Linked DNA regions of Homo sapiens: regions 2, 3 and 4 are each linked to region 1. A link is a loop called in an ENCODE intact Hi-C map of the cell type or tissue named here. Cell type or tissue: GM12878. All regions are shown on one strand. Each heading gives the region's core, and the rest is flanking DNA. Links, peaks and the distances in the headings are about the cores only.

Region 1 (5,428 bases), core at 816-4,815:
ACACCGTAATCCTAGCACTTTGGGAGGCCAAGGTGGGAAGATCGCATGAGCCAAGGATTTTGAGACCAACCTAGTGAGATGCCATCTCTGCAAATAATAATAATAATAAAAACTATCCATGGTGGTGCATGCCTGTGGTCCCAGCTACTTGGGAGGTTAAGGTGGGAGGATCACTTGAGCCCAAGAGGTCGAGGCTGCAGTGAGCCATGATTGCACAACTGCATTCCAGCCTGGGCCCCCATCTCAAAAAAAAAAAAAAAGAAAAGAAAAGAATATTACTTAACCAGGAAGAAATCTGGTGATTAGTTGTGTGGAAAATGGCTGTCTTCTGTTTCTGAATGGACTTGTGCTGTTACACCTGTTGGTTTTTTGTTTTGATGTTTGCCTGCTCAGAGTGGGTTCAGAAGCCATGTGGTGTGTGACTTGGGCCTTGCTGGGGCTGAGTCACCGGGGAATGAGAACCCTCTCCTCCCTGAGCTGTGTTAACAGAGTAGAGGCAGAATGCTGCTGAGGAAATGGTCTCTTAGTGATTTTGAATACCGAGGGTGGAGAGAATTGCTTTTTTCATGAAATCTGCCGTTAGAGGCACAGGCTCTGAACAATCAAATATTTCTGCCAAGCTTTGGATTTTGAAGGCAGGCAAAAGGAAGGAGGGACTTTGGGAAAATGACTTTAATTAGAGATTTTTAGCTGGTGACATTTCATACTTGGTGCAACCTGGGAACTAAATGTAAGTGGTCATTTAAGTTTGTATTGAGGTGCTGGGTCCTTTATTGCTTTGGTTTCTTTCTCATCACAGATGAAAAGCTTCATTCTTAAAATAAAATTTGCATAATGCTAATTGGAGTAGGGCCGTTCAGAGAAGAGAGTGGGTGCAGTTTTTTAGTTAGAAAAGTGCCACCAAGCTCTGTAGCTAAAAGGGCATTTGGCCCTATTGGTGAGTGTGGAATTATCTGGAGGGAAGGCTCTTTCAGCGTATGACTTTAAAGAAAGATCACAGAGAAACTGAAAGTCCAAATGAACCTGTGTGAAAGTGCGGCTAGTCAAGACAAGGTGGTACCATCATGCTCCTTTTGGACGAGGAGAGAATATGAGTGGTAGAGTAGAAAGAATAGGAGGTCCAGGATGGAATCTTGACTCAGACTAAATGACCTTGGAACAATTGCTTAACATTTCTGAGCCTCAGTTTCTTCATCTGCAAAATGGGCAATAATAATAATCTTACTTGCCTAGAGTGGTAAAGATTGGACACCATAACCGTGTGGTACACAGCACAGACCGTGGCAGAGCAGGTGCTATCATCATAGTCCCCACCACCACTAACCTCAGGCCCATAGATTTCAGTTTCCCTTCTCCAACTCATTCTTCTTTGCAGAATATAACATAGTGATTCAAAATAAGCAATGTGAAATTAAATGGCCCTGATTCAGTCCCAAACCCAGACTTATTAGCTGTTTGACCTGAGACAAATGCCTTCACTGCTTTCTTTATGCCTCGGTTTCCCGATGTATAAATATGGCAGTGAATATCAAATGAGATGAAGCACATATAAGGCATTCGTATGATGGCTGGACTGTAGAGAGGGCAGGAGAAGGTTACCTGAAAAGTTGGAGATGGAGTGTCCTCAGGTAGGTATCCTGATGGGAGGGAGTCCTGGAGAAAGAGAGGGTGAGGAGTAGAGTTTGGTAGCGAGCCTGACAGGAGGAGGAGGGAGTAGGGCAGACCACCCAAGACCCACAGATAGCCCTGGTTTCCACTGTCTGGAGGCTGTGCTGGAGGCCACAAGGATACTTTTCCCTACCCGCTGTCCCACTACTCCTGCCATAGGTGGACTCCAAGAGCTTCTTTCATTAAGTCTTCCCCATTGTACACAAGCTGCCCGTCTCTATGGGAACCCCATAATAGGAGTGTTGAGAATATGGATAACACTGTGGCCAATCCCTGCACTCTGTTTATGCTTGATGCCATACCCTATGTGGCTCGGGTTCCTTCACAGTGCAATGGCTGGATTTTATTTTTTAATTTTTATTTATTTACTTATTTATTTATTTTGAGGTGGAGTCTCGTTCTGTCACCCAGGCTGGAGTGCAGTGGTGTGATCTCGGATCACTGCAACCTCTGCCTCCCAGGTTCAAGTGATTCTCCTGCCTCAGCTTCCCAAGTAGCTGGGATTATAGATGTGTGCCACCATGCCCGGCTAATTTTTGTATTTTTAGTAGAGAGGGGGTTTCGCCACATTGGCCAGGCTGGTCTCGAACTCCTGGCCTCAAGTCATCCACCCGCCTCTGCTTCCCAAAGTGCTGGGGTTACAGGCATGAGCGACTGCTCCCGGCCTGGCTGGATTTTAAAAGCAAGCATTCCTACAGAGTGCAGCTACACAGAAGCTGTGATCACCTTTTATAGCTGACCCTTGGAAGTGACATGGTGCCATTTCCACTGCATATTTTTTCATTAAGCTGGTCCCAAAGATCCATCCAAATTCAAGGGGAAGGACATATATTTCACTTCTTCATCAGGAAGTGGCAAGGTTCTGGAAGAACATGTGAGATGAGAAGTAGTGTGATCACTTTTGAAAAATACAACCTGCCATACCACTCTATACATGCATGTGTGTGTATATATATGTATAGTAGCATATTTGTATAATAATGTATATATTACATATCTATGTAATATTCATACATATGAATATATAAAACTTAAATGTTTTACAAAATAATACTTCCCTTATTACCTAGGGTACACTCTATGTTCTCTTCTATTCTTTTAAGAAAGATGCTCTTTGCCAACCCACTCAGTTGATTTCCTGCCACACTATTGTGTTGTGCCCTGTTCTATTTCTTCCAGATAGCCTTGGGCAAAGGGCTGTTTCTTAGAGCGCCAGTGTCTAGGCTGTGCTCAGGGCACTACCTGACTACGTTTCTGGCCAAGCTTTATGACGTCAGCAGTTCCTGTTGTACTCCTGGTTTTTGGCTAGCAGTAAACCCAAACTTTTCTGTCTGAGAGGACCGTGGAACTCACCCTCTCCCTGTGTCTGAAATTCCCTGAGGTCTTTGCATTCGATAGGCATTCAATTGCATTCAATAGTTTGTCGTTCTTAAAGCAGCAAGCTGGCAGAGCATCCTGGTTGATGGCATATAAACAAACCAATTCATAAGTACAGCCATTATTTCACGTTGGGGCCACACAACCCTTTGACAGCCAGTGTCTGCCGCATAGGAGACCAGCTCCTCCAGGCAGCCTGTGGCGCTGTTTCCCTTTACTGGCAGCTGTGCTATGGCCAGCCAGGGCTTCTCAGCCCAAAATGAGATAGCTCCAGTCTTTTCACTCTCATGAAAAGAACAGCTTCCCACCCATCTTGATTTCTGCTGGGGTCTTTCCTCTTTGTGCCATTTGAGAGCCACCTGGGAGCACATCTTAGTAAATATATGACCTGGGCTCATGTTTGTAGAGTCCTGTCTGAGCATCTAGCAAGCTGGCTCACGTGCTCAGGGACTTGGTACCAATTAAGACATTTATTCCCACTTTTCATATGGTCGAGAAGATGTATGTCCAACACAGTGCTTTTAACTAGGTCAGAGAAAAAGCAGGCGGGAAGCTATACATTTTACAATACTTAGTGGACCTTCTTGCTAGAATTAGTGAATGGTCAGAAAGTCCGCTTCTGATGGAGGGCCAAAGGGAGCTCTTTCAGCTCACAGCCGGGCTGTGGTGTTTGGGGAGGGAAGTTTGAGAGTGGCCGCAGAAGTACAGATGATCAAAAGCAGTACTCCTGCCGCCCGCCCTGGGAGGGGGCCTGGACTCCCTCAGGGAAGGCTTTTTTGGTGCTTTGGGTAGAGAAGCTGGAGATAGCAACTGTTGAATTTCCCCAGGCTTCGTGATTTAAAGCCCTGAGCCTTTTTCCATTGTTGTTCTTGCAGCGGCCTTTAATGTGCTGGGTGTGAAAGGGAGTGGAAATGAAAAGCCAGCGCATCGCATCGCACTGGGGGCCTGAGATCAGAAGGTGATGGAAAATGGAAATGTCAAGTTTGCGTTTCCACTGCTGGCCGCAAGGGCCTCAGGCGGCACCCCCTCCTCCCGCCTCGGCTTTCGCATCCTTCTCACTTCCTCCCCAGCCCCCCAGTTTTCACACGGCCCAGTGATAAGTGTCACTCTGGGCTGAGTGAGGCTCGTGGCTTGTCAAAAGAGGCACTAGGACGAGAACAGAGAAATTCAGCATGGGCTTGAGAGGCACGTAAAGGAACTGGCCTTCTAAAGACACCGCAGAGAGACCGCAAAGTGGGTTGGTTTTCCTTTTCTAACACTGAGAAGAAAAGGAGTTCAAAATTCACACATGGTTGATAGAAAAGACGATCTGTTTCCACATGGACTTTCCTATCTCTGTGGTGCCCAGGATGCTTAGACCTGTGAGTCTTTGAACCCAGCTTGTGTTGATGTAGCTCGGGGCACTGTCAGGCCTTTGTGCCCAGCCAGGCGTGGAGGTGTTTGAAAAGAGAGCCATCAACACCTTTCCATCGGGGACTTGCGATTTTTCTCTTTTGGTTGAGTCAACTTTGAAGTTTAGTAGTTCCTTCCCACGCTTGGTGGCCACAATGTCACGAGGCTCAGCCTGGTGTCGTGGGGCTGCTAAAGATTCCGTAGAGGCTGGAAAGGTGCCTGTCAGGGGCACCAGGAATTACGTACAAGTCTAAGGAAGCTCCAGGCTTAGGAAATAGTGGGATAAACCTTCCTTTATTATCGCATGGGATAATCACATTTGTGAAATGTAGATGTCTCAAATTTATACAAATTGAATTCTGAAAAACATCAGAAAAGTTTATTACAAAGCCTTTTTTTTTGAGACAGGCTCTTACTCTGTCACCCAGGCTGGAATGCAGTGGTACAATCACAGCTCACTGTAGCGTTGAACTCCTGGGCTCACGCGATCCTCCTGCCTCAGTCTGCTGAGTAGGCGGGACTAGAGGTGCACACCACCATGCCGGGCTAATTTTTGTAGCGATGAGATTTCACCATATTGCCCAGGGTGGTTTCAAACTCCTGGGCTCAAGGGATTCGCCTGCCTTAGCCTCTCAAAGTGCTGGGATTACAGGCATGAGGCACTGCGCCTGGCCAACAAAGTCCTTTTTTATCATCATGTTTTTAACTCTTCACAGTTTTCTATGTCTGTTACCTCACTTGAGCCCAGCTGGATTTTTGACCATTTGGATAACAGTTATTGGATTTTTCTGGAAGTCTCTACATGCATGTTCTCTGTTCAAAGGGCTTGAGGTGGACAAGTTATGCATGGCCTTCAGTTTTGGGAAGACTCTGTATGATCCTGATAAATGTAATTTCAAGATGATTATATCAAACTGAAAAAGGTGCATTGTGATCCTCTGTTACCTCAGTTTTGTCCTGTGAGGTCCAATCACACACAACTTCGGAGCCA
Region 2 (5,428 bases), core at 526-4,525, 73 kb after region 1:
ATGCAATGGCTTGATGCTTAGTGTGGCAATCAAAAGCTTGCCTGGGCAGATGTAGGCAGGGGCTAGACAATAGTCATGGAGTTGTCACCAGGTCACTGTCTCTCTCCTTCCCCTTCCAGGTCTCTACTGTCCCCTGCAGCCACCACAAGGGCTAAGCTGTTGAATGAGCCCCTTGGTTTTTCCTTATAAACGCAATGACTTACTTGTGATTCTTGGTCTAATCCCAGGCTAAGAAACAAAACAAAAGCTTGTGATCTGACCCATTCCTTTGCTGCCTTCCTTCTCTTTCAGGCACCTGGACGTATTTAGTATTCTGCCCTGTGCCTTGCCCAGGGGAGGGAGAAGTTTCTAGCAAATGTGACTTTCTGTCTGCTGCCTGGTGCTTTTATAGTACTTCATCTGCTTTTTATTGTTGTTGTTGTGTTTTTTAACCAAAATGGCATTTGTTTGGCTGTCATTGTCGAGTATATATTTATTGTGTTTTACAAACATGAGTATATATGTATGTATATGTATAAAACCAAACTTATATATATAAGAAGTCAAGGCATGTATACTAGATATTTTAAAGAGTTATTTATCAAGGGAAAAAGATGTGTGTTATAAAGTAAACAGAGTCTATATTTTCTATATAATGTAGATAGTCAAACATAGCTTATAAATTATAGGAGGTTTTGGTTTTCTTTTTTATTATTAAAGGAAAAAAAGAAGAAAAAAAAAGACAATGAATGCAACTGTTCTTAGTGTTTTTAAGGCCAAACTACTGTGGAAGCTGGGAGGCGGCCCTCCCTGCGGGCCTCCAGCAGCCCTGTGCCTGCCGCTAGGAGCTCCAGAGCTGATGCCCGTTGTGATCTCTGCGATGCTCGATGCTCGGAGCCAGCGGTCAGCATCACTCAGCCAGCTGGCCTGTGCCGCTCTGACGTGGCTTCCAGCTGTTCTCCGCAATTTGCATTGGTGGGATAAAGGAATGAAAAGGATAAATAAAGATTTAAAAGAAAATACAATTCCAGCTCTTTGCCTGTTTTTTACACCCTGCTGCTCTCAATATAGGCGCCTGATCAGTTTGTGGGATCTGAAGCATGAATGGGTGCATCCAAGGTAGAGGGGTGTGGGTGCCTGTGGTGTTTGTGTGTGTGCTGGGGGAGGCTGTTCATGAGTCAGCATCCATGAAGCTGAACAATGGAAATCAACAGACCTACAATTTTGATTGAAAACCAACGCGTGTGGGAACTGGAGGCACTTCAAAGCCATCTGGTTCAAACCCTCATTTTGGAAATGTGAAAATGAAAGGCAAGTAACCTACCTATGGCCTCTGGGTATGTGTTTGTGTGTCCAAAGCTAGTGTGGACAACCAAAGCTAGTGTAGACAACAAGAGGATGAGAACATAGCTCTTAGATTGGGGGAGCAAATTTTAGAATTCTCTAGAATTCTCTAGTATTTTAACACTGTAACCTAATACTTCACACCAAGCACTGAAAAACAATTTTTTTTTTTTTTTGATACAGGATCTTACTCTGTCACCCAGGCTGGAGAGCAGTGGCATGATCACAGCTCACTGCACCCTCTACCTCCTGTGGCTCAAGCGATCCTACCACTTTAGGCTCTTGGGTTGCTGGGATTACAGGCACATGCCACCACGCCCAGCTAATTTTTTTTTTTCTGTATTTTGTAGAGATGGGGTTTCATCATGTTGCCCAGGCTGGTCTCGAACTCCTGGACTCAAGCGATCTGCGTGCCTCAGCCTCCCAAAGTGCTGGGATTACAGGCATGAGCCACTGTGCCCAGCACTGACCATTTAAAAGAGCGTCTTTGCTTACTTCCTTCTTAGCAGTGTTTAAGGGCAACCATCGCAGATTGAGCTCAGCCTAATTTCAAATTTGCATGACATAGAGTGTTTTATGGAGGGGCTGGCCTTTCCTTTCTATCTTTTGCTGAGTCTTAGAGAATGCTCATGAATGTTCCTTCTGGTCTATGGTTTCCCCTTCACTTAAAAATAAGAATTAATACTGCAAAATCTGAAATCTCATTCACTCCTTCATGAGCAGGTCCTGATATAAATACATCCAGAATTCAGTCCATCTATTATGATAACATTGTAGCAACCCCCTGTATCCACATAGATTATTGTCTTGAACATATGACATTCTCATACCACATGATTCTGCAGTAAATCTAACAGCAGTTCTAAATAAGGCCAAAAAGGAGAGTGCTTTGTCAAAACTAAAAGCACCATCCACCCAAATGTGAAGTGTCATCACGATGGCATCCATTCCCCTAAGTTTCTTTCAGCAATGTGACTTGAGAACCAACCCTCAATGAAAACTCGAATCTCCTAACCAGTTATATAAATTTTAAATCTAGGAGCTAGTTCTTCTTTCATGGATTTTGGATTCTCTTTGTGATGTTGGTTTGTCTCAATTTAGTCCCATTTCTTGCTTTGTAAACCTGCGATTATATGCCTCCTAGTAAACCACATGATATGATCAGCGCTGCTTTCATAGTCTCTGAACTGTTGCTTAAAAAGAACAGATATAATTGCATGGTAAGTCATTCAGGTTGCTCTTTACTGGTGAAATGAAGAGAAACCTGGGTGTCCTCTGATGTCTGTCTATACACCCCACCTCCCTGATTCACAGAACCATTTTCCGGTTTCACTTCTTGCTTCTTTTATCTTGTGCATTTTTAGCACCTGTTGTGACAAGCCTGGGTGACTCGATCTAAAAAATGAAATGACTTACAATTACTGTAAGAATGAATTACAGATACATGATGTATGCACAACTCTGTATAGAAATGAAAACAAAAATAACTTCACCTCACTCTAATTCATAGGCTACCATGTTATTGACCCTTATTTACCTAACTTTTGCTTAAGCAGGAAAGATCCCTCTGCCTAGATATCCCCTGGGCTTGGCGCCCTCACTCCTCCACCCCAGCCCTTATGCATTTGGCAGTAGTAATGGCCCCTGCAGGGAATGTTGTCCAAGAAGTCTAGATGATAGAGATGAAGAAGGCACATCACTTCACAGAGTTTATGCCAAGTCACCGCCAGAAGCGCAGTGTTACAATTTACTTAAGCCAAGACTGCTACAAAAAACTGATGCAAATGGAAGCTATTCAAAATCCTTTGCCTTGTGCATTCAAGTTGAGGCTCCCTTTTGAATCCTATCTCTGAGTCTACATCTGCTGGGTAAATTCCTGAACGATGACTTGAGCTGTGACAGCTTTTGTAGCATTGCTGTGGTCCAACCACAACTCTGTAAGATAAACTACCTAAGCTGGTTGTTGGACTTCCTCTAAAATGTCATTCTAATTATAGAAACACCTTTCTTTCCTGATTTTATACAGATTCTAATCACCTTAACTGCTTCTCTTCAGCCATGAATGAAAGCGAAAGATTAAGTCACTTTTAGAAGCCTTCTTGGGCAATTATAGATTAATTCATTTCTCGCTCATTGAAGGGACTCAATCCTAGAACAACAGTCTGGAATACATGTGTATGTATGCCCCTTTGTCTCTGACCTGCTCATCATTGGCCATCAATGCCCTGGGAAGGAGGGACCCTAGGAAGGCCTGAGGGGCTGCACCTGATGTGCAGGTCATGTGCACAGACCCCACAGGTTCAGGCTCAGTGTTGAAATTCCCTATGTCATTAACTCCCTTGTAGGAAGGATGAAAGGGTCTAGATCAGATTTAAGTCAGACATAGGCTATTTGAGGCGCCTGTGGGAATGGCAAATCACTCCAGACTCCTCAGAAGCAAAGGCCAAGCAGGCCTGAGAGCTAGTGAAACTCCAGGGAGAGGAGCAAGACCAGGATCTGCGCTTTCTCAGCTTCCCAAAGCTGTCTGTCTCGGAACTAACAAATGAGGCTGACTCTTCAGAGTTCTAGGCCAAGGGATCCGGACTTGACACTCAAGTTTCTGCCATGAAGCAAAAGACAGAGCTAGCCTGGAAAGAGCAGCTCTGTATCACTCCGGCTGTGAAGTGCTAAAACTCGACATCTCCCTGAGGAAACAGGAGAGAAGAAAGGATGGAGAGAAAAAAAGAGAGGAAGGAGCTGGCATTAATGGACCAGCAAGGGAAGGAGAAGGGAGCAGGAAAAGCGGTAGTTCACGTAGGGTAAATTAGATGAAGGGGAACAAACAGCGAAAGGTCAGAGGGCTCTGCACTTAAAATAAGGAAGCTTGTGAAGATAAGTAAATGTTGCCTGAGATATCTGAAGTAGGGTTCCTCTTTGGCTGACAAGCCTTAATCTGCACTCTGGAAACAGCTTGTATGAGGAGGAGGACGGCAGACAAGGAGGAATGAGGGAGGAATTCTTACAGGAACCATCTGGCTGAGTCACTTTTAGGGCTGTTCAAAGCTACCCAACTGTTGACATTTCCTGGAAATTCTTTAATGCCAACAATTGTGTTAAATGAGCAACATCCTTAAGACCCCGAGTGCACCTTGGATCCCCTCGTCCTTTCTTGTTGCGTTTGCGATTTGCAAATCCCCTGAACCTGAAGTCTTCAAGGATTCAGCATCTGCCATTTCACCATGTGTTAGTCCCCTCCCTGGGCCCCTTCAAACACACTCTCCACTCAGAAATCTACCATTTAGCCTTTATTTATTTATTTATTTATTTATTTTTGACGCACGCACAAGGCTTCTCACTCCTCCTCAGCTTTCAAAGAATCCACCCACTAGGCTGTCACTTCAATCTGCTGTCTCCTCCTGCAGCACAGAATTTCTGAAGAAAGTCCCCAGGTGAACCAGCCTGGCCAGCAGAAATGGATGCTCACCCACTCCATCTAGCCCCTGGCCTCTGCTCTCCTGGACTCCCTGGCTCAGTCCTCAGATCAGTTCCGGAACTTCTCTCCTTAGGTTTCCTGTAACATCCGGGTTTCTCCCTTACTTGCTTAAAACAACCTCTTGCTTTCATTCATCCATTCATTCACTCTGAGGCCATCTGAGGAAAGCTTCCTTACCTGCTTTCCTGATGACCTAATATATGCTGTACCCACCTACTTCCTCTTCCTTGAATGGGGAAACCAAGTCACAGGGAAAGATACATCTCTCCCTTCTAATGCTGGATCTCATTCCTTACAAGCCTGCTCTCATTCTCCACCTCCAATCTCTCTGTGTCCATTCTTCTCTTCTTTTCATCCGTCAGTTATGCCAGTGGCTCCCAGCCTGGAGTATGAATCTGGGGGCAGGGGTGTCTCTGAACTTAGGTGGGGAAAAAAATGCATCTTTATTTTCACTAACTCTAAGTGAAATTCAGTATTTTCTTTGATTATGACAACAAATCACAATTGTGTAAGCAATATCTGTGTCTTTATCACCAATAGAAATCACATCTATTTTCATCTTTTTTTTTTTTTTGAGATGAGGGTCTTGCTCTGTAGGAGTGCAGTGGTGCAAACACAGCTCACTGCAGCCTC
Region 3 (5,428 bases), core at 785-4,784, 110 kb before region 1:
CCAGAGTGGGCGCCAAGGCCGAGGAGGCGCCGAGAGCGAGCGAGGGCGCACGCTGTCACCTCTCAATATGACGTTAATGTACATACTATAATTTCTTTACTCATTTACCCAACGACAGATACTTAGGTTGATTCCATCTCTTGGCTGTTGTGAATAGTGCTGCAATGAAAATGGGAGAGCTCTTCAATGCACTGATTTCAATTCCTTTGGATATAAATCCAGGAGTGGGATTGCTGCATCATATGGTAGTTCTAATTTTGATCTTTTGAAGAACCTCCAAACCATTTTCTGTAGTGGCCAATTCGCATTCTGGGACCACACTTTGAGAACCACTGTCTTTACATGTAAGCAGGGAGAGCACAACTCTGTGGCCTGGTCTTACTGTCTTAATTCTTGACCTTCTGTCCCTCAAATAGGATATTTGCCAACGTATCCATTTTTTTTTTCATGTTCCCCAGGCTGTCATCTAGTAAGTTCTGTCTGCCGGGAACACTCTTCTTTCTCTATTCCTCCAATCTCCTGTACTCCCGTGTTCTGCCTGGTTAATTATCATTCATCCTGCAGGTATCTGTCTATTTGGGTGTATGTTTGTGCATCTATTTTTAAAAAGCAAATTTATTGAGATAGAATTCACATACCATACAATTCACCCATTTAAAGTACACAGTTCAGTGGTTTTCGTAGAGTCACAGATACGTGCAGCTATCACGATCGTCCATTTTAGATGATTGTCACTTCCCCGAAAATAAATCCGTTTGTCATAAGCTATCACCTCTCTGCCTCTCCCTTTTCCACTCCCAACCCTAAGCAACCAGTAATCTACTTTCTGTCTCTATAACTTTCCCTGTTTAGGATATTCATGCAGATTAAATCTTATAGTATGTGGTCTTTTGTGACAGGCTTCTTTCACTTGGCATAATATTTTTAAGGTTCATCCTTGTTGAAGCATGTATCGACATTTTATTCCTTTTTATAGTGGAATGATATTCCATGCCTCATTTTGGTTCTCCATTTGTCCATGTGTAACCCTGGACAATTGGGTTGTTTTCATCTTTTGGCTATTACAAATAATGCTGCTGTAAACATTCTTTTTGTGAGATGGAATTTCACCTTGTAGCCCATGCTGGAGTGCAGTGGCATGATCTCGGCTCACTGCAACCTCCGCCTCCTAGGTTCAGGCAATTCTCCTGCCTCAGCCTCCTGAGTAGCTGGAATTACAGGCGCCCGCCACCATGCCCGGCTAATTTTTGTATTTTTAGTAGAGACGGGGTTTCATCGTGTTAGCCAGGCTGGTCTTGAACCCTTGACCTCAGGTGATCCACCTGCCTCGGCCTCCCAAAGTGCTGGGACTACAGGCATGAGCCACTGCACCCGGCCCTGTAAACATTCTTGTACAAGTTTCTGTGTGGACAGATGGTTTTATTTCTCTTAGATATATATCTAGAAGTGGAATTGCTGGGTCATATAGTAACTCTTGTTTAATTGGTTGAGGAACTACCATCTGTTTTCTAAAGCAGCTGCACCATTTTACATTCCTACCAGCAGTGTGCAAATGTCTAATTTCTCTACATCTTGCTAACACTTGTTATTGTCTGCCATTTTAAAAATCATAATCATCCTAGTGTGTGTGAAGTATTATCGTGGTTTTGATTTGCATTTCCTTGGTGTCTAGTGATGCTGAGCATTTTGTCATGTGCTTTTTGGCCACTTGTATATCTTCTTTGAGGAAGAGTGTATTCAGATATTTTACCCATTTCTGATTGGATTGTCTTCATAAGAGTTCTTTAAATATCCTAGATGCAAGTCCCTTATCAGATGTATGATTTGCAAACATTTTCTCCCATTCTGTGGGTTATCTTTTCACTTTACTGGTGGTGTCCTTTGAAACATAAAAGCTTTTAATTTTGATGAAATGTAATTTATCTATTTTTTTCTTTTGTTTTTCATGATTTTGTTGTCATATCTAAGAATCTTTTGCCACATCTAAGGTCATGAAGATCTACCTCTATTTTCTTCCAAGGGTTTTATAGCTCTTGCTCTTACATTTAGGTCTTCGACCCATTTTGAGTTAATTTTTTGGAGATGGTTTGGGTAGAGGATCCAACTCCATTCTTTTGCATGTAGCTATCCTGTTATCTCCACACCATTTGTTGAAAAGACTGCCCTTTTCCCATTGAACGATCTCAGCACCCTTGTCAAAAATCAATTAACCATGGGTATATGGATTTACTTCTGGACTCTATTCTATTCCATTGATTTATGCATGTTTCCGTGTGCCAGCACCACATTGTCTTGATTACCCTTTCTGCTTAAATGTTGTTACAGTATTTCATCAAATGCATTGTGATCTTGCAGATGTTAAAGTGTAAAAAGGAAGGATCAGTGTTTCTTGTATCCCAATGCCTGAGATGTTAAGGTCTTAGGATTGATTAAACGCATGTGTCTGGGAAAACTTTCTTTATCCCGATAGACTAGATTAATCCTCTGCTCTGTGTCCCTGTTTCACCCAGGACTCATCACAGCATTTATCATACTATTGTGACTGTTCCTCTTAAAGCCAGCGGTTCTCAAAGTGTGGCCCACAGACCAGCAGTATCACCCTCACTTGGGAACTTGTTAGACATGCAAATTCTCAGACCCCCACCCCAGCCCACTGAATCAGATACTCTGGAGGAGGGGCCCAGCCATGTGTATTTTATCAAGGCCTCTGAGTGAATCTGACACACACCGAGGTTTGAGAGCCCCTTGATTCAGAAGGTCTGTGAGGGTAGAAAGCACACCTATCTGCCCACCATTGTGTCCCTAGCACTTGGCATGGTGCCTGGTATGGATTAACAATCAATAAATGTTGAATAAATAAATAAATGAACGAAGTGCCGTGACTTGCCCAAGGTCATATGGACAGTAGGTGAAAGCTGAGAGCTACATCACCTCTTTCTGTCTTGGTTGCCGGGCTTATGGTGTGAGGTTGACAGGAATATCCTAATTCATTCAACAAGCATTTGTTAAAGAATTACTGCGTTCTCAACATTTTGCAAAATTTGGCCAAATGCTCTAGCTTTGGTAATAAAATGTGAGGCATCAGTAGATAACTTTGTAGGATCATTAGAAGCACTTCAGGTTCAGAAAGAATTGGGGAAAGTTAGACTTTATTAAACAGCAGGGGGAGCTTTGTGAAGAAGAAAGCAGCCCATGTTGTAGGGCAAGCCAACCCAGCATAAGGACACTTATTTATTTAAGAATAAATTGGTTCAAAGCCGCTTTTACACTCAATTCCTATAGACACACCCTTCTTCCTATTGGATTTCATTATCTGGACATTCTCTTTACACAGGCTTAATAAAATCACTCTTAAGATAACAACAAAGCTTTAAAGAACATATTTGTGAAAAAAACAACAATATTCTAATATTCTGAAATAATAAAAAATTCAGCTAATCACAAAATAAATGCATGTCACTGGGGTTATATATGTTTTATATTAGGCATATTATGCCTAATAGTTTTAAGTTCTAATGAGGCAAAAAAGGTGAAAGGTTAACTAAACAAAGGACATTGTTCTCCTTGATTTTTGAATGGTTATATGGATTCTGAGGATGTGTTTTCATAATTATTAGAACATCGATGCTTTTCTTTTAAATCTTTGAGAGTATTTAAAGTGCATTCTAAACAATGTTTGGCACAGTAGTAGGAAACCACTCCTGTAAATTTTATTAGATTGCTTTGGGAAGGTACAGGTTATCAGAACAGAGGAAACCGAGTTATGCAGAAGACAAAACACACTGTTTATGGCCAACTTCTGCATCCCCACAAAACACACTGTTTATGGCCAACTTCTGCATCCCCACAGAGTCTCATTACTAAGCAAAAGCCTTCCTCAATCATCCAACTTTAATTTTATAACACTGTTTTAATAGAAATCCACATTGTATCCTGCTTTATTGGAAGTGGGTCTCATTTTGATGGAGCCAGTCCTTTGCACAAGGTTTCCCCTGAAACCTCCTGAGACTTTTATCAGTGTGCAAAGGAGACAACCTACAGCTGTTTTGTGTGAATTGGCTGCTGTTAAAACAAGACAGGCAATAAAAAGAGAAGGCAAATTTAAAGCTGTAAAGCAAAGACTTTGAAATCAGAGTGCAGTGCCAGCCAGTCATTCTGGAAATATTTTAATCATTCAATAAGAAAAAAAGGTTTTCTCTAGAGTGGATGATTCTACAAAATTTTTCAACTATAAGCTTTCAACTTCAATGGAGATGGAACAAATGAGTGGATTTATTAGTCATATGACTTCAAACAAGTTATTTAGCCCATCCATGCCTCAGTTTCCTGATTTTTAGAATGGGGATAGTAATCAATAGCACTTACCTTGCAAGCTGGTTGCGAGGGCCGCACATGTACAGAGCTTGGCAGAAAGCCTGGCAAACATTCACCGTCCAGTAGATGTTTGCCACTATGTGCAATTGTTTTCTTTGATGCTCATGTTCACAATCTCTTATCTGCATTTCCCAAATCCAAAAAAAGCTCTGCAAACCCCAAACTTGCTGGTACGATCTGTTCTGAATTGACAGGAGGCTGATGGGAGGCTTTTTTTTTTAAATACCATTTGGGATAAATTTTATATGTTTTGTAGTACAGATATTAATGTATTTACCCTTCTAAAATCCAAAATGTTCTAAATTCCAAGCCACTCTAGCCCCAGGGGTTTCAAATATATGATTTAGGGCCTATTTCTACAAGATGCCAATGCGACTCAGAGAAAAATGAACAAACAGTGGATTCATAGATACCTGGATTTGAATCCAGATGTGGTCATCTACCTTGTGGGCCTTGGGCAAGCAACTTAACTTCTCTAAAGGCTCAAGTGATTGATACACAATTCCTATTACTGCACAGGGTGCAAACTTCTTCATATTCTTGCACCTCCACTCACAACGGTATCTTTCCCTTCATTCGTCCTTACAACCAACCACTTTTGGGGATTGCCACATACCTGGTTTGTTCAAGGCCACTCTCCCACTGCACCCTTAGCTAACTATACCACAGGTGAACTGCGTATGAGCCAATGAGAAAGTTCTGTGGATTCCAAGAAGGGAGGGAATGATTCAGAGGAAGGAATTGGGTTGATACATTTCTGATACCAGCTAACAATCAACTGGGATAAATTCCCAAAGGGCTGCTGCCCCACAGGTAATTTGCACCAAGGTAAAAATGGTTAACAGCTCAAGGTGGTGATGGGTTTAATTCATTTGCAAATTAGAAAGGGAAAAAGTAGAGTCTCACCTCACCATGTCATTGCTGGCTGCCAAAAGATTGGAGAATGTGGGAAAGGCAAGATCCAGAGGTGGTTCATTGGCCTGGACTGATTTATTAGAGAGGTCGCTTTAGGCCAGAAAACCTCAACCCTGACTCCTCAGCCAGCACCTTAAAC
Region 4 (5,428 bases), core at 937-4,936, 55 kb after region 1:
CTGCCTACAGGGAGCCCAGAGGTGGGGACACAATCTCATTGATAACAAGGGACTGAAAATAGATCTTAAAAACCCTAGAGCACCTCACTGAGTCTTTCTTTTTGATGGAGTAAAAACTACTGAAGGAACTCAGAAACAAAGAGAGTTTTGGAAGGAATGTAGACATATGTCTGAGAATACTTAAGACTCTTCCTCTGTGGGGGTTTCTAGAGCTTGCAGGCAGGTGACACAATGAGTGGACGGGGCTGGAGAAACTGTGGGAGGTAGAATTCTAAGAGGACCTTTGCCACTTGGTGTTACTTCTGTGATTAGTTCTACGGCAAAAAGGGGATCATCTGGGTGGGCCTAATCTAATCACAGGAGCTCTGGAAAGGTGGCAAATTCTCTCTCACTGGTGGCAAAAGAGGAAGTCCAAGGGCTTCCAAGCATGAGAAGCATCCAACTTCCACATGCTGTTGCTGGCTTGAAGATGGCAGGGCACACAGCAGGAAAGTGGGCTCTGTAGAAGCTGACAGCCAGCAAGGAGATGGGGACCTCAGTCCTATAGCCACAAGGAACCAAGTTCAACCAACAGCCTGAATGAGCTTGGAAGCAGATTCTTCTCCAGAATGATTGTGTGAAACCCTAATCAGGGATCCAGCTGAGCCCACCTGAACTTCTGTTCTAGAGAACTGAAAAGCAGTAAATGGGTGTTGTTTTAAGCTGCTCAGTTTGTGCTGGTTTGTTATAGCAGCAATACAAAACTAATACAGGACAGCAATGCACTAGAGACTGGTGAGGACTGTGGTATACTGGAGATGTACATGCCATCTAACTGTGGAAGCCACTAGATAGCTACAACTGAGTGTTGTCATGCAGGAGGCTCTGCAGAAGAAACCCAATGTTTCTGGATTTTTGCATTTTTTGAGACCAAAACTTAGGACTGTGTGAAATATATTGGCTTTTAAAAAAAAAAAAAAAACATATCTGCTGGGTAAATACACTTGTGATCCCTTCACTAAAGCACAACCCACCTTGAATAGAGAATTTCCTACATTTATTCTGAGATGTTGCCTAGTTTAAAGTATCTTGCCTTCCCACTGTACACACAGTGAGGATAGTGTTTCTCTTGAAGTATTGACTTGCAATCAACAAGGAGATTCTGAGGTTTTGTTGGGGACTAAGTGAGGGCTTTGGGAGATGATAGGAGGTTCCCAGCCTTTTGGATGTGTGATGAGGTTTCACGCCATGCTTGGGAAGAGAAAGCATAGATTCCTTTATTTCTCAACAGCCAGGCTGACCGCCATTCTAGGCCTCCATCCTCTTAGGTGGGTGGGTAGGAAATGGAATTGTAGTTCAACCCAGCAATCTCACCCAACCCAATCATTTGTGTTTTCTTGTATCTCAGCCTCTTTTACATGACTCTGGTGACCCAATGTTTGGCATTCTGCTTTTTCCTCTTCCACTCCAGAAATTGGCTCTTTCTATGGGGGTAGTGTGGCTTATGAGACTCTGGCTCTGTCCCTTGGATCCAGGGGGTGCACTGTGAATCCTGGCTTGTCCAAGCGTGGAGTGGTGGTGTAGGCTCAAGAATGGCTGTTCTAGGCCACTCTCTAGAATAGCGACCACCGAGGTACAGTAGTTGTCATTTGGCTATTTTGGACCAATATAGCAGGACTCAACTGCTGGAGTTCACAGTCCTGGCCATTTTCCTCTGTCCGCAAGTCCCTGACCACTGTCACCACTGTATCCAACTCCAAACCTCTGTTCTCCCATGGGACCTCTTGCCCCCGTCCCACCTCCCTGCCTCCTTAGACTCTGGTCTGTATGTGCCACTGACATGAAGGGGAGGACTGCCCCAGGCCTCCCTGCATGGGAAGCTGGCCACTAGCTTGGAAGGTCTCTTGGTTCTACATACCTACCTGTTGTTTCTAGACCTCTACCCTCAGTCTCCCTTGGGCTGGAAGTAGCAAGCTTTTCTTTTCTTTCCTGGGGAATGCCCCTGCTGGAAGGAGCTGGCTAGTGACTCCCCAATATCATATCTGCATTCTCAACTGTAGCCTCAAATATAAGCTGTAGAGATGGAGATGTATGGGATTTACCAATAAGGTAACAGAAATTCGAAAGTGTTTCAGGAGTAAATGCTCATTACACATGTGATAGTTTCCGTCATTAGATGACCAAATGCACACGAAGCAATCTGAGAAAATCCCCGTGCTAATGGGGGTTCCTGGGCAATAAGAGGGCCCAGGCAACAGGCTTGAGTCATGGGGGACGGTTCACAAAGGGGTTGGTGGGATAGGGGCTTGGCCTTATGGGCGGGTTGAATGTAGAAAGCACTTGAGCAATTAATTCAGTTCAACACTAAGTCCCATCAACATCAGCCATCCTGACTTCCTTTCACTGGCTGTAACCCTCTTTCCAAGCCCACTGATAGCCCCAGGAGCTTTAACACAGGAGCTGAATATGAGTCACTCTGACCCATTTCCGTTTCAGGTGTGAAATTAGGATGGAAACTTAATCAAATTGCCCTGAGACTTTAGATGTCACCCAGCAGAACATCGGGCCTCCCATCCCCACCGCCCTGGTTTCTGAAGCTCACTGCAGTCAGTCGCATGATTGTCTTCAGAGCCCTCCTTTTGTGCTGTGTGCTGCAGACATTGCATATATGTGCACAGGCAAGTGTAGCCAGTAAAAATAGGAGCGTGTATCTCTGGGTGACATGGGTGCAAAGAATAACCTAGCCAGCCTTAAGAGAAGGGTGATCAGAAGGCAGCAAGGGTGCAAAAGTTCAGATCAGACCCAAAGTACGACTTGATGGGAGGAATAAGTCCTAGCGTTCTATAGCACTGTAGGGTGACTGTAATTAGCAACAATTTATTGTATATTTTCAAATAGCTATAAGGAGAATACTGAATGTTCCCAACACAAAGAAATCATAAAGATTTGATTTCTTTGGCATGGGTGCAGTGGTTCATGCCTGTAATCCCAGCACTTTGGGAGGTCAAGGTGGGCAGATCACCTGAGGTTGGGAGTTTGAGACCAGCTTGACCAACATGGAGAAATCCTGTCTCTACTAAAAAATACAAAATTAGCTGGGCTTGGTGGCACATGCCTATAATCCCAGCTACTTGGGAGGCTGAGACAGGAGAATTGCTTGAGCCCGGGAGGCAGAGGTTGCAGTAAGCTGAGATTGCACTGTTGCACTCCAGCCTGGGCAACAAAAGACAAGAGTGAAACTTGATCTCAAAAAAAAAAAAAAAAAAAAAAAAGATTTGAGATGATGAATATGCTAATTACCTTGATCTGATCACTATACATTATATGTATTGAAACATCACTATACCCCAGCAATATGTATAATTATTACGTGTCAATTAAAAAAACTTATTTTTGGCTGGGCGTGGTGGTTCACACCTGTAATCCCAGCACTTTGGGAGGCTGAGACAGGCAGATCACTTGAGGTCAGGAGTTCAAGACCAGCCTGGCCAACATGGAGAAACTCTGTCTCTACTAAAATTACAAAAATGAGCCAGGTGCATTACAGGTGCATGCCTGTAACCCCAGCTACTAAGGAGACTGAGCAGGAGAATGGCTTGAACCTGGGAGGCGGAGGTTGCAGTGAGTTGAGATTGTACCACTGCACTCCAGCCTAGGCGATAGAGTGAGACTCTGTCTCAAAAAAAAAAAACAAACACACACACACACACACACACACACACACACAAAAAAAAAACATATTTTTAAAAAGACTAGGCTGGCTTTGTAGCCAGACAATCTGGGTTCAAATTCCAGATTTGACTCTACTACTATCGAGTTGTGGAATCAGAGGCAAGTTGCTTACCCCTCAGAGGCTCAGTTTCCACATCTGTAAGATGGGAACAGGACAAGTACCTGGTTGTGTAGACTAAAACATGAAAATGCATGCAAAATACATTGTGCCTCCTCTGGCACAAAGTAAGCACTCAATAAATGACTGTTGTTGCTATTTGAAATTGTACCATTTGTGCTATGAGCAGATCAGACTAGTCTTTTGAGTTGGGAAGTTGTATTGATGTTAAGAACTTTCATGGGGATTGAAAATCGGGGATTTAGTCTCTTCAAATGGCCTCTTTTAATGTATATGGAGGAAGGGACAGAGGGAAGAGTGAGATTTAGACAAGTCAATCCTGATGATACTTCCACTTCTTTTGCAGTTTCTAACTTCAAAAAAAAAAAAAAAGCGTAGTGTGTGTGTGTGTGTGTGTGTGTGTGTGTGTTGGGGGAGCAGGAAGGAGATTAGCAGGAAGAAAAATAAAAGGGGAAAAAGAGCTGGGCTAAATGGAGTGTTGCAGTAAGTGAGTGAGAGAGTGAAAGTGACTAAATGTCCCATGTCTCAGGGTGCAGGGATGGAGGGATTATAAATAGCTCTGTTCATATGCTTAGTTCTGTTGAAACCAGAGATTTGTCTTTGACCTGCCTTTTTTCTTTTTCTTTACTCTAAACTCCAATTCTGCTTAATCTTTCTTGAATCACAGATTATTTTAAGAATCTAATGAACCTCTCTCAGAAAACTGTGCATCAGGATATACACACAACAGTTTTTATAAACAGTCCAGTATTAGCAGTTTCCCAGATTCCACATTAAACACCATTAATCTTATTTTAGACCATTTTTTATACCCGAACCAAACTCTGAATGATGAATAGGCAAGCTCCTATGCATGCTTCAGAACCCAGCTCAAACGTTCCCTCTCCAGCAAAACTTTCTTCCATGCCCAAATCGGTTGGGCAGCCCTTCCTTCATGGTTTCATTGTTTATCACTTTCTGAGATCTGCATTCCATAATCACGCCTTTCCTGATTGGTCTCCTCTACTAGACTGTGAGCTCTTATTCATCTTTCTTACTCATTTTTTGGTCCCAGTGCCTAGCACAGAAATGTTGAAGGAACAAAGTATAAATGAAGATAATGAGTTCCCTACTTGAAATGCAAAGCAAGCCGTCTCTACCTTCTGCAAATGCGAGGAAAAAATAGGAAGCCATATCTGATGGGACTTCTTTTGGGGGCTCTGCCAATCTGCTGGGACAGCTGCAAGCCAGCCTGCAGAACTAGCATCCGTTTTGGCTTCTAGAAGATAAGGGGCTGTCAACACAAGTGGAATGATGGGGAGGAACTCGTGGAAAGTAGCATTGCCTCTGAGATTTCCACCATGATTAGATCAGGGATTGTGTGATTGGAAGTGTGCTCACGGGGAGGGATGCTTGAGGTTCCAGGCTGATTATGTTAGGGAACAGCCCTGGTCCCTGGGTGGCCAGGTGTCAGCCATCCTTCAGGTACCCAGGGATAACTTCCCTGATGAAGGGCAGCAACGGGTACCTGCTCTGTGGGACAACAGAGCTCCATCTTTCCCTAGAGGTGTGAATGGGAAGCCCCTTGCCCAGACTCCCAGGGGTACCATTTGGATCAAG

The links. A loop is a pair of places that touch in the nucleus more often than their neighbours do. Peaks named below come from ENCODE experiments on the same cell type or tissue, not always from the same donor. Only the 100,000 strongest peaks of a DNase experiment are listed, where the experiment ranks them.
Region 2: it touches region 1 in a loop (5-fold over the local background); 10 of 110 quality-filtered maps call a loop at or near these places.
Region 3: a loop joins it to region 1, with 4 times the contacts of the local background. A loop is called at or near these places in 17 of 110 quality-filtered maps.
Region 4: it touches region 1 in a loop (6-fold over the local background); 6 of 110 quality-filtered maps call a loop at or near these places.

Annotation. Positions count from the first base shown.
Region 1 is chr6:13,427,061-13,432,488 of GRCh38, reverse strand. The region is part of intron 1 of GFOD1 (Gfo/Idh/MocA-like oxidoreductase domain containing 1); the gene reads left to right. Among named protein-coding and RNA genes, the nearest start is that of GFOD1-AS1, 56 kb to the left of the region's middle. RefSeq lists enhancers at 294-343, 1,182-1,241, 1,332-1,431, 3,151-3,220, 4,231-4,660. In GM12878, for the core only: CTCF peaks have their summits at 3,241 and 4,067; DNase peaks (open chromatin) are centred at 1,018, 3,094 and 4,298; H3K4me3 peaks cover 2,163 bases; H3K27ac peaks cover 4,000 bases.
Region 2 is chr6:13,353,406-13,358,833 of GRCh38, reverse strand. It overlaps GFOD1 (Gfo/Idh/MocA-like oxidoreductase domain containing 1), which reads left to right. Exons shown (of 2, transcript NM_018988.4): 2 at 1-1,004. It overlaps LOC105374936 (a long non-coding RNA gene), which reads right to left. Exons shown (of 3, transcript XR_926496.3): 3 at 5,094-5,213. Among named protein-coding and RNA genes, the nearest start is that of TBC1D7-LOC100130357, 28 kb to the right of the region's middle. RefSeq lists a silencer at 3,129-3,218. In GM12878, for the core only: no CTCF peak of the experiment used is centred there; DNase peaks (open chromatin) are centred at 2,633 and 3,232; H3K4me3 peaks cover 2,033 bases; H3K27ac peaks cover 3,717 bases.
Region 3 is chr6:13,536,010-13,541,437 of GRCh38, reverse strand. No RefSeq gene overlaps it. Among named protein-coding and RNA genes, the nearest start is that of SIRT5, 36 kb to the left of the region's middle. In GM12878, for the core only: a CTCF peak has its summit at 3,145 (motif pointing right); a DNase peak (open chromatin) is centred at 3,162.
Region 4 is chr6:13,372,552-13,377,979 of GRCh38, reverse strand. The region is part of intron 1 of GFOD1 (Gfo/Idh/MocA-like oxidoreductase domain containing 1); the gene reads left to right. Among named protein-coding and RNA genes, the nearest start is that of TBC1D7-LOC100130357, 47 kb to the right of the region's middle. In GM12878, for the core only: no CTCF peak of the experiment used is centred there; a DNase peak (open chromatin) is centred at 2,459; H3K4me3 peaks cover 361 bases; H3K27ac peaks cover 3,593 bases.